Regions from separate parts of the Homo sapiens genome. Here region 2 is linked to region 1. The links are chromatin loops, found by intact Hi-C in ENCODE. Cell type or tissue: right lobe of liver. All regions are shown on one strand.

The links. Peaks named below come from ENCODE experiments on the same cell type or tissue, not always from the same donor. Only the 100,000 strongest peaks of a DNase experiment are listed, where the experiment ranks them.
Region 2: a loop joins it to region 1, with 4 times the contacts of the local background. A loop is called at or near these places in 2 of 110 quality-filtered maps.

The regions. Positions count from the first base shown.
Region 1 is chr22:43,123,790-43,128,789 of GRCh38, reverse strand. It overlaps BIK (BCL2 interacting killer), which reads right to left. Exons shown (of 5, transcript NM_001197.5): 2 at 4,607-4,774; 3 at 995-1,093; 4 at 165-294. The coding sequence starts at 4,767. Among named protein-coding and RNA genes, the nearest start is that of BIK, 16 kb to the right of the region's middle. RefSeq lists an enhancer at 1-220. In right lobe of liver, no CTCF peak of the experiment used is centred here; DNase peaks (open chromatin) are centred at 1,796 and 2,849; H3K27ac peaks cover 1,776 bases.
Region 2 is chr22:43,057,388-43,062,387 of GRCh38, reverse strand. TTLL1 (TTL family tubulin polyglutamylase complex subunit L1) reads left to right here. Exons shown (of 11, transcript NM_012263.5): 8 at 2,861-3,004. Among named protein-coding and RNA genes, the nearest start is that of TTLL1-AS1, 21 kb to the right of the region's middle. In right lobe of liver, a CTCF peak has its summit at 1,978; no DNase peak of the experiment used is centred here.

The DNA of each region.
Region 1 (5,000 bases):
ACCAGGCATCTCAAACCCAAAAGCCCATGGGATCAGGCAGATGTGGACACAGGTGACACAGATGATGATACGGAGTGGTGGGGACTGTGGCGCCCCAAGGAGCGGCTCTGACAGCCCCCACTGGCCGCAGCGCAAGTCAGGGTCAGGGATCTCAAGGCTCTTACCCAGGACCCGGGGTTCGGGGATCTCCAGAACCTCATTATGTTCTCCTTAAGTGTGGTGAAACCGTCCATGAAACTTCTAAGAACATCCCTGATGTCCTCAGTCTGGTCGTAGATGAAAGCCAGACCCAGGCTATAGACAAAGAGGATGGGGGGACAAAGCCATTACTGCAGGAGCAGGTAGGGGCAGCCTGTACTTAGATGACACCATCACAGCTGTGGGGAGCAGGGGCCTGTGCCCTCCCACCCCACAGCCACCCGGGGCCCTTTCCGTGGGCGCCTCCACCTGCAGGGGCCGCGTGGTATGGACTGTTTGTGGTCAAATTCATTCCAACTTCCTGCTTCCTCCGCCAGCCAGCCGCCCGCCAGCCCACCGGGTGTTTGGCCCTGTCTTCCAGAGCTGGCCACGTGGAAAATAAACCCCCATTCTACAGGGCCCTCACAAGCCACTGCCCACTCTATTCCCCCACCGGAGACTCGCTGAGAGGCCCAGCCCCCAGGATCTAGGATCCGAGCTCACGTAGCACCCCCTCTTAAGACCACGGTGGAAATGTACCATCTGGGCTCAATGAGGACGGCGAGAGAGAAAAGGGCCCTGGGCTCTGCTTTGTTGCCCAGGAATGCCAGGGACAGGTGGCAGGGGGCGAGTGCCAGGAGCTGGGGGCTCCCAGGAGAGGTGCGGGAAGCAGCCAAGGGTTTCAGTATAGCCCCAGTGTCAAGGCACATCCCCCACAGAGCTTCCTCAGGGCCCAGCCCTGTGCTGTGTTCAGGGCCTCCACCCACCGCCCAGGGCCCCTCCCCAGGTGTAGAGGCATAGGGCATAGGCCGGCTACCTGTGCATGGCCACCTCGGAGAGCTGGGCCAGGCGCGGGGCCCTGAGGCTCACGTCCATCTCGTCCCCGATGCAGGCCAGCCGCAGGGCCAATGCGTCACTGCAGGGAGCACACACAGGAGTCGGGTGTGGCTGTGCCGTGGAGGCCACATGCACCTGGACCCACCCAGCCAACGGATTGTGTGCAGCTGGGAGTGGCCCAGAGGATAAGAGATGGTGTCAGATTTGGGGCAGGCAGTGAGTGGGCCTCCCTGTATCCCTCCTCCGGCTCCCACTTGGATTCAGAGATACCCATGAGGTCCCATCCGTGGGTGGCCCCAGAGGTGCAAGCTATTTCAAAAAGAATCCTGGGGCAGGCCCACCTGTGGGCTTTGGTGGAAATGGTGGACAAGGGGAACAGGCAGGTCTGGGGGTGCTGAGCCCCCGGATGGCTGAGGCTGACCAAGGGGAATGGACAGGTCTGGTGGTGCTGAGTCCCCCGGATGGCTGAGCCCCCTTGAGCCCCCTTCCCACAGGGGTTGCAGCTTACCTTCCTTTGTGGGAGGTGAGGGGGCTCTAAGACCTGTGTCCTGGTCCCAATCCTGAAACCAGCCCTGCTGGCACCACCCCTCTCCAAATGGGGGGACTAAGAAGCCCCTAGTAGGCCCCCCACTAAACCACATCCTTGATCCTACACCCCACCCGCATTCACTCCCACACAAAGACTAAGACACTCCCCACCCTCCCAGCTTGCTGGTCTGGGCCTCTACCAGGGACCTGTGTGCATTCCATCCCAGTGACTACACCGGGGGAACTCCCAGGGAAGTGGGACTCCTAGGGGCCCTGAGCTGAGGCCGGCCCTGGGCCCTGGCCCCACCCACCTGACCTGCCAATGCCCTGGGCCTACACTCCCTACTTGGAGGGGATGCGGGTGGGAGGGGTACAGGTGTGGGCTGGCAATCAGGGTTGGGGGCTGTGGTCCTACCTTCTGTTACCCTGGGAAACCTCAGGAAAATACTGCCCCAGGCTTCATGTCCTCCAACCTTGTCCATTAATGGACAGGTGCCTCCAGTTCTAAAATCCTTAATGACTAAAAATCCTGAGGCTGAAAAAAAAAATCCTGAGCAGAAAAGAATCCTGTGGAACATGGAGCTGGTCCCTGGCCTGTGGGAGGTGCCACATCAGAGACAGGATTCCCCAGCAGAAAGCAACAGCCCAGGTCAGGCCTGACCATTCTCTTCCAGGCTCAGGGTAGAAACTACTGAGGTCAGCTGCTCCTGGGCCTTCACGTTCCTCATCTGTACCAGGGGAAGAATGAAAGTGCCAGTCCTGGCCGGGTGTGGTGGCTCACGCCTGTAATCCCAGCACTTTTTGGGAGGCCGAGGCAGGCAGATCACGAGGTCAGGAGATCGAGACCATCCTGGCTAACATGATGAAACCCTGTCTCTACTGAAAATACAAAAAATTAGCCAGGTGTGGTGGCAGGCGCCTGTAGTCCCAGCTACTCAGGAGGCTGAGGCAGGAGAATGGCGTAAACCAGGGAGGTGGAGCTTGTGGTGAGCAGAGATCATGCCACTGTACTCCAGCCTGGGCGACACAGCGAGACTCCGTCTCAAAAAAAAAAAAAAAGCCGGGCATGCTGGTGCACGCCTGCACTCCCAGCTACTCAGGAGGCTGAGGCAGGAAAATCACTTGAACCCGGGAGGTGGAGGTTGCAGTGAGCCAAGATCATGCCACTGCACTCCAGCCTGGGTGACAGAGACTCTGTCTCAAAAAAAAAAAAAAAAAGTGCAGGTCCTTCCTGCCGCTGGGATGGCCGGGTGTGCCTGGACATCTGGGTATGCTGCCGTGTGCTGGACATAGCTGGGAGCAGTTGGCAGAGTGCAAGGGTCAGGTCCTACTGGACCTTGGCCCCTGAAACCCCAGGCAAATCCTGCTGCCTCCAGGGTCCTTGTCAGTCCAAGGAAGATCCCTTCTTCATGCCTCAGTGATTCTTTGAAGCCGGGACCAGGAACTGCATGGCCTCCTCAGGCTCTTCCATAGGTTCTGGTTTTCTTTCTTTTTTCTTTCTTTCTTTTCTCTTTCTCTTTTTTTGTGAAACGGAGTCTTACTCTGTTACCCAGGCTGGAGTGCAGTGGTGCAATCTCAGGGCTCACTGCAACCTCCACGTCCCGGGTTCAAGTGATTTTCCTGCCTCAGCCTCCTGAGTAGCTGGGACTACCAGCGCCCATCCCCCCACCCCCGGCCCCATACCTGGGTAACATTTGTATTTTTAGTAGAGGTTGGGTTTCACCATGTTGGCCAGGCTAGTCTCGAACTCCCAACCTCAGGTGATCCGCCCACCTCAGCCTCCCAAAGTGCTGGGATTACAGGCATGAGCCACGGCGCCCGGCCCGGTTCTGGTTTTCTAAAATGAGAGCCGTCAGAGGCAGTTGAACCAGAGCGACTCCATCTTGATTAGGGGCTGGGTAACAAAAGGCTGAGACCTACTGGGTTGCATTCCCAGGAGGCTAGGAATTCTAAGTCACAGGATGAGATAGGACATCAGCATAAGATACAGGTTACAAAGACCCTGCTGATAAAACAGGATTCGGCAAAGACGCCAGCCAAAGCCCACCAAAGCCAAGATGGGCACAAAAGTGACCTCCAGTCATCCTCACTATTCATTGTGCACCAACTATATTAGCATGTTGGAGTCACTCACCAGTGCCACGACAGTTTACAAATGCCACGGCAACGTCAGGAAGTTGCCCTATATTGTCTAAAAGGAGGAGGAATTCTCGGTTCCGGGAACTGCCCACCCCTTACCCGGAAACTCATGAATAATCCACCCCTTGTTTAGCATGTAATCAGGAAATAACTATAAGTATATTCAGTTGAGCAGCCCATGCCGCTGCTCTGCCTATAGAGTAGGTTTTCTTTTTTTGAGATGGAGTCTCGCTCTGTTGCCCAGGCTGGAGTGCATTTTTGCAACCTTGGGTCACTGCAACCTCTGCCTCCTGGGTTCAAGAGATTCTCCTGCCTCAGCCTCCCGACTAGCTGGGACTACAGACATGTGCCACCAGGCCCAGCTACTTTTTGTATTTTTAGTAGAGACAGGGTTTTGCCATGTTGGCCAGGCTGGTCTCGAGCTCCTGACCTCAAGTGATCCGCCTGCCTCAGCCTCCCTAAGTGCTGGGATTACAGGCGCGAGCCACTGCGTGTGGCCCAAATTCTTTCTTGCTTGAGATCTAAGAACCCTCTCTTGGGATCTGGATCGGGTCCCCTTTCTGGCAACAGAGTCACCTCCTTCAAGAGGCCCTGATGTCCTCAGCAGGTCGCTAAGGGCCTGTCTAGCTCCCTGAGGCCCAAACACTGTGCCATTTTGACAGCCAGGGGCCCCAGGTCCATCTTGAGACTGTGAACATGCTGGCTGTCCAGGGGTCTGTGAGCTGGTATCAGGGGAGGGTGGGGCAGCAAAGTGAAGCCGCTCCCAGGGCAGAAGCCTCCATGCCCACATCCGGGAAATCTTCCTCTCGGAGGCCCTGCCTGGGAGGCATCTGCAGGCGCTCCCCCGCTCATAGAATGTCTGCTCATCCAGCCCACCCCTGAAGTCACTATCAGGCAGGGGGTAGGGCAGGCCATGGGGACCTACCTGCCCTCCATGCATTCCAAAGAATCGAAGTCCTCCATAGGGTCCAGGTCCTCTTCAGAGTCAGTCATGCCAAGAACCTCCATGGTCGGGGGTTCCAGGAGCTGCTCATACAGGAGGGTCTCCATCAAGATGTCTCTGGAGAGGGGTCTTACTTCAGACATTTCTCCTCTGGGGCAAAAAGACAGCATATGACTGGACCCCTAAGAACTGAGCAGTCTGGGGGCTCTCTCACAGGATGACCCCCAGATTGTATAGCCCTACTCACCAGCTCTTTTGATCCGCTAAAGCCGTCAATATCCCCCAACCCCAGCTCCCACAGGCATGAATCCTGCTACATGCTGGCTGTGTGCCTCTGGGCAAGTCGCCTAGCATCTCTGTTCTTGGAAGGGAGGAA
Region 2 (5,000 bases), 66 kb after region 1:
TCCTGAGTAGCTGGGATCACAGGCGTGCGCCACCACGCCCAGCTAATTTTTGTATTTTTAGTAGAGATGGGATTTCCCCATGTTGGCCAGAATGGTCTTGATCTCTTGACCTCGTGATCCACCCTCCTCGGCCTCCCAAAGTGCTGGGATTAGAGGTGTGAGCTACTGCGCCCGGCCAAATCTACTTTCAACTTACAATATTTTCAACTTGCTATGGGTTTATCTGGACATAGCCCCATCGGAGGCCCCATCTGTACCCATTGAGTACCTATGTGAGTTGGTCCCCTTCTGAGTGCCCAGGACACAGTGATAGGCAAAGCCTACCTTAGTACCTACTCTCACAGATCCCAGAGCTTCCAGGGGAGATAGTCATCAAATAATCACCCTGATGAACATGAAATTACAAACTGAGCTGCTTGCTCTGAAAGTGAGGAACACACATCTAGAAGATCATGGAACAAAAGAAGCCCCTTATCCAGTGGTTGGAGAAGGCTTCCCTGCAAAGCGGTGCTGGAGCCGAGATCTGAAGCATGAGTAGGGATAATCCAGAGAGGGTGGAGAAGGTTCCATAGTAGTAGGTACAACGTGTGCCGAGGCCCTGTTGCCAGAGGGAGCATTACAGGGGCTGAAAGGACGCCAGGGTAGCAGGAGCCCCTGGCGTGAGGGCAGTGGATGGGGAGGGACTGGAGAGGCCAGCAAGGGCAGACACACAGGGCTTTGTGGACCCAGTTCAGGTTAGGGGCTCTAATTTCACCCCAACATAAACCAAAGGTCTCGTTTCTTTATGAAAGACTCCTTCTTTGATTTGAATCTTCTTTGGATGGAAGCCTTGAATGCTCTGGTCTGTTTTCTGATTTGAGGAGAAAGAGAGTGAGTATTGGTATGAAATATGCATTTCTGAAGAACCTGCTGAAGAGTTTGGTCAGACGAGGCTGGACTCGGTCCTCTGCCCATCACTTACCTCTGTGTGACTTGGGCAGCTCACCAGCCCTCTGGGCCCCACAGCTGCCAACAGGAGCCAGGGGTTCACCTTGCTGGTCTTGGGATGACGATGGCCACTGCTTACCGGGGCCAAGTGGCTTCCACATGTGGCTGGCCTAACTCGCTTCCCCTTCAGGTCTTCCTCAGAGTAAACCAAGCAAGCATCAGTTTTACAAATTTTATTTTTTATTTATGTATTTATGATTATTAGTTTTTTTAGACAGAGTCTTGCTCTGTCACCCACGCTGGAGTACAGTGGCAGGATCTCGGCTCACTGCAACCTCTGCCTTCCGGGTTCAAGCGATTCTTCTGCCTCAGCCCCCCGAGTAACTGGGGTTACAGGTGCACGCCACCACACCTGGCTGGGGTTTTTAGTAGAGACGAGGTTTCACCATGTTGGCCAGGCTGGTCTCGAACTCCTGACCTCAGGTGATCCTCTCACCCCAGCTTCCCAAAGTGCTGGGATTACAGGCGTGAGCCACCGCGCCTGGACTTTCTTTTAAAATATGGTTAATTCTCCTTTTATCTGCTTTGAGTCAGTGGTGTTTGCTCGAAGAGTTAGTAGGCTGGTTTTGTTTTAGTTCATGGTTCTCACTTTATACTTAGAAAATGAAATGTAGTCTCCTAACAATGTAATACATTTGGGTATTTTCTAGCTCTTTGCCTTCAAAGATAAGCATTGTATGGAGAATTAATTTTCAGGGGTGGCAAAACAGGAAGAGCTCAGAAGTGGCATCAGAACATTTGGGCTGGAGGCCCAGCCCCATCCCAGCCCAGGAGGAAAGCTTGGCCAAGTAACAGCTTCTCTGAGCCCGGCGTCCCCTGTGAAATGGGATGATAATGGCGTCTTCTCAAGGTTGTTAGAGAGTGATGAGTGTGGTGCTTTTAAACTGCAGTGTGAGCCCAGTGTCTTAGGTTGGCTTCCCCAGGAAAGACTCTGAGGTAGAAGTCGGCAAGCTGATGTTGCTGCAGTGGAGGCCTCTGCCCACCGTGGGGCGCTGTGGAGCAGGGGTGGCCCTGCAGAGCTGTCCTGGAGGGAGCAGGGGCTGACACCTGGCATCAGCCAGACATGGTATGCTGTTGCCTTGGGGAGGGCTTTCACCCTGGATTAGGCAGCTCCCTCAAGCCAAGGGCACTCTCAGTGAGGGTGGGTCTCAGCTAGAAGAATGAGTGCCTTGGTCTTGAAGGGTATCCCGGCAGCACTCCACAGCCTGTGCTGTGAGGCATAAATGATTAAGCCTGAGAGTATTAGGGAGATGAGCATTTTAAAATACCCACGGAAGGCCAAGCGCGGTGGCTCACAGTGCAGTAAGCCGAGATCGTGCCATTGCACTCCAGCCTGGGTGACAGAGTGAGACTCTGTCTCAAAAAACAAAAATAAAAACAGAAAAACCCCACATTAATAGGAGGCCCAGGTGGCCGGGCACAGTGGCTCATGCCTGTAATCCCAACACTTTGGGAGGCCAAGGCAGGAGGATCCCTTGAGGCCAGGAGTTCAAGACCAGTCTGGGCAACATAGTGAGACCTCTTCTCTACAAAAAATTTAAAAATTAGCCAGGCATAGTGGCACATGCCTGTAGTCCCAGTTACTTGAGAGGCTGAGGTGGGAGGATTGCTTGAGCTCAAGAGGTCAAGGTTGCAGTGCACCAAAGTAATGCCACCGCACTCCAGCTTGGGGGACAGAGTGAGACCCTGTCTTAAAACAAAACGGAAAATAGCCGGCCCAGATCTCCCTGGGGCAGGGGTCTGGATGTTTGCCTTGTTGCTGGATGCCCACACCCAGGGGGCACTCCAGAAATGCTTGGGGGATGCAACGGTTCCGCTGGGTTCCTCTGGGGTGCATAGCCTGAGGGATGCCTGCCCGCTTTCCCGTCACCAGGAGGACTACAACCACATCCATGGGGGCAAGTGGACAGTGAGTAACCTGCGGCTCTACCTGGAGAGCACCCGCGGCAAGGAGGTGACCAGCAAGCTGTTCGACGAGATCCACTGGATCATCGTGCAGTCCCTGAAGGCTGTGGCGGTGAGTTTGGTGCGGGCGGGGGAGCCGGCTCCCAGGGCCCGTTTGGGAGTGGGGGGGCTTGCTGTCTTTCTGTTAAAAATCCCTGTTTTCAGCTGTGCGCGGCGGCTCACGCCTGTAATCCCAGCAAGCTGGGAGGCCGAGGCGGGCGGATCACCTGAGGTCAGAAGTTTGAGACTAGCCTGGCCCACATACATGGTGAAACCCTGTTTCTACTAAAAATACAAAAATTAGCCGGGCATGGTGGCATGCACGTGTAATCCCAGCTACTGGGGAGGCTGAGGCAGGAGAATCACTTGAACCCGGGAGGCAGAGGTTGCAGTGAGCGGAGGTCACACCACTGCACTCCAGCCTGGGTGACAGAGCAAGACTCTGTCTCAAAAAACAAAAAACAGGCTGGGCGCGTTGGTTAACGCCTGTAATCCCAGCACGCTGGGAGGGCGAGGCAGGCGGATCACCTGAGGTCAGAAGTTCAAGACCAGCCTGGACACGGTGAAACCCTGTCTCTACGAAACATACAAAAAATTAGCGGGGTGTGGTGGTGTGCACCTGTAATCTCAGCTACTTGGGAGGCTGAGGCAGGAGAATTGCTTGAACCCAGGAGGCAGAGGTTGCAGTGAGCCGCGATCGCGCCATTGCACTCCAGCCTGGGCAACAGGAGCGAAACTCTGTCTCAAAAACAAAAAAAAAAACAAAAAAAAACCTGTTTTCACTTTCTTGCCGCCTGCACATCTGCCAGAGGCTGCAGTCTTTTCGGAAAGGGAAAGGGGCTAGCTTGCAGCCCAGTGCCATCCCGGGGTGAGCCGGGCTAGCCTCTCAGGTGTAGCCACAGGCCCTGGCCCCTCCACTCCTCTTATACCCACTAAGTCAATAATAACTATTTTGGCATAAACTGATATATTGGAGATGGACTTCCAGCAGCGTCTTGTCTGTGATGTCCTGACTTTAGTATTTCATAGATATTTCGGGCTGGAAATGGCGTGCCTCTTTTTTTATCTTCACATTTTATGTTTGTTTGCTGGTTTTCAGTTGGCATTCGTGTTTTGTTTTACCGTGTTAAAGCAGGTGCACATCTGTTTTTAAGGGAAAAGAGAGAAATGAACATATGAGCACCAGCAAGCTTGCTACTATTAATATTTCCGGGGCCGGGCGCTGTGGCTCACACCTGTAATCCCAGCACTTTGGGAGGCCAAGGTGCGCAGATCACGAGGTCAGGAGATCGAGACCATCCTGGCTAACAGGGTGAAACCCCGTCTCTACTACAACTACAAAAAAATTTGCCGGGCGTGGTAGTGGGCGCCTGTAGTCCCAGCTACTCGGGAGGCTGAGGCAGGAGAATGGTGTGAACCTGGGAGGCAGAGCTTGCAGTGAGCCGAGATCGTACCACTGCACTCCAGCCTGGCGACAGAGTGAGACTGTCTAGAAAAAAAAAAATATATATATATATATATTTCCAGTGCTTCCCCAGTGGGTGTCTTGGGGTGTTTTGTTACTCGCATATGACTCCTGGGAAAACGGAGGCCCAGGCCCCGGAGCTGGGAAGTAGAACAGGTTTCTGGCCCAAAGCCCATGAAATCTTCCCATCTCACCTATGAGGGAGGGGCAGGAAAGCAACCCTCCCACCCTCCCCTGCCCACTCCAGGAGCCCAGTCTCTCCTGTCAGTTTCGTGGTCTTTTGTTTTTTTCTCTGAGGGCAAGTATGGTCTGTTCTTTTACTTTTTGAGGTGGCCCCTGAGAGACCCACCTACTCAGATGTGGGCCCAGAGAGTGGGTGCCACATCACCGTGGAGTGTGTGTGTGGTGGGATACTTCCCATTCTTTTAACAAAGGTGCTTTACAAAACTCCCAAAGCTCAAAGAATCACCACCATGTCAAAGAGCAAAAGTAACCATGGCCAGCTGTGGTATGTGTCCCCCACATTGGTGTCAAGAGGCTGTGAGAAAGAGCTTCCCTCCACAGTCAGAAATGTATGAAATTGGCCGGGCACAGTGGCTCACGC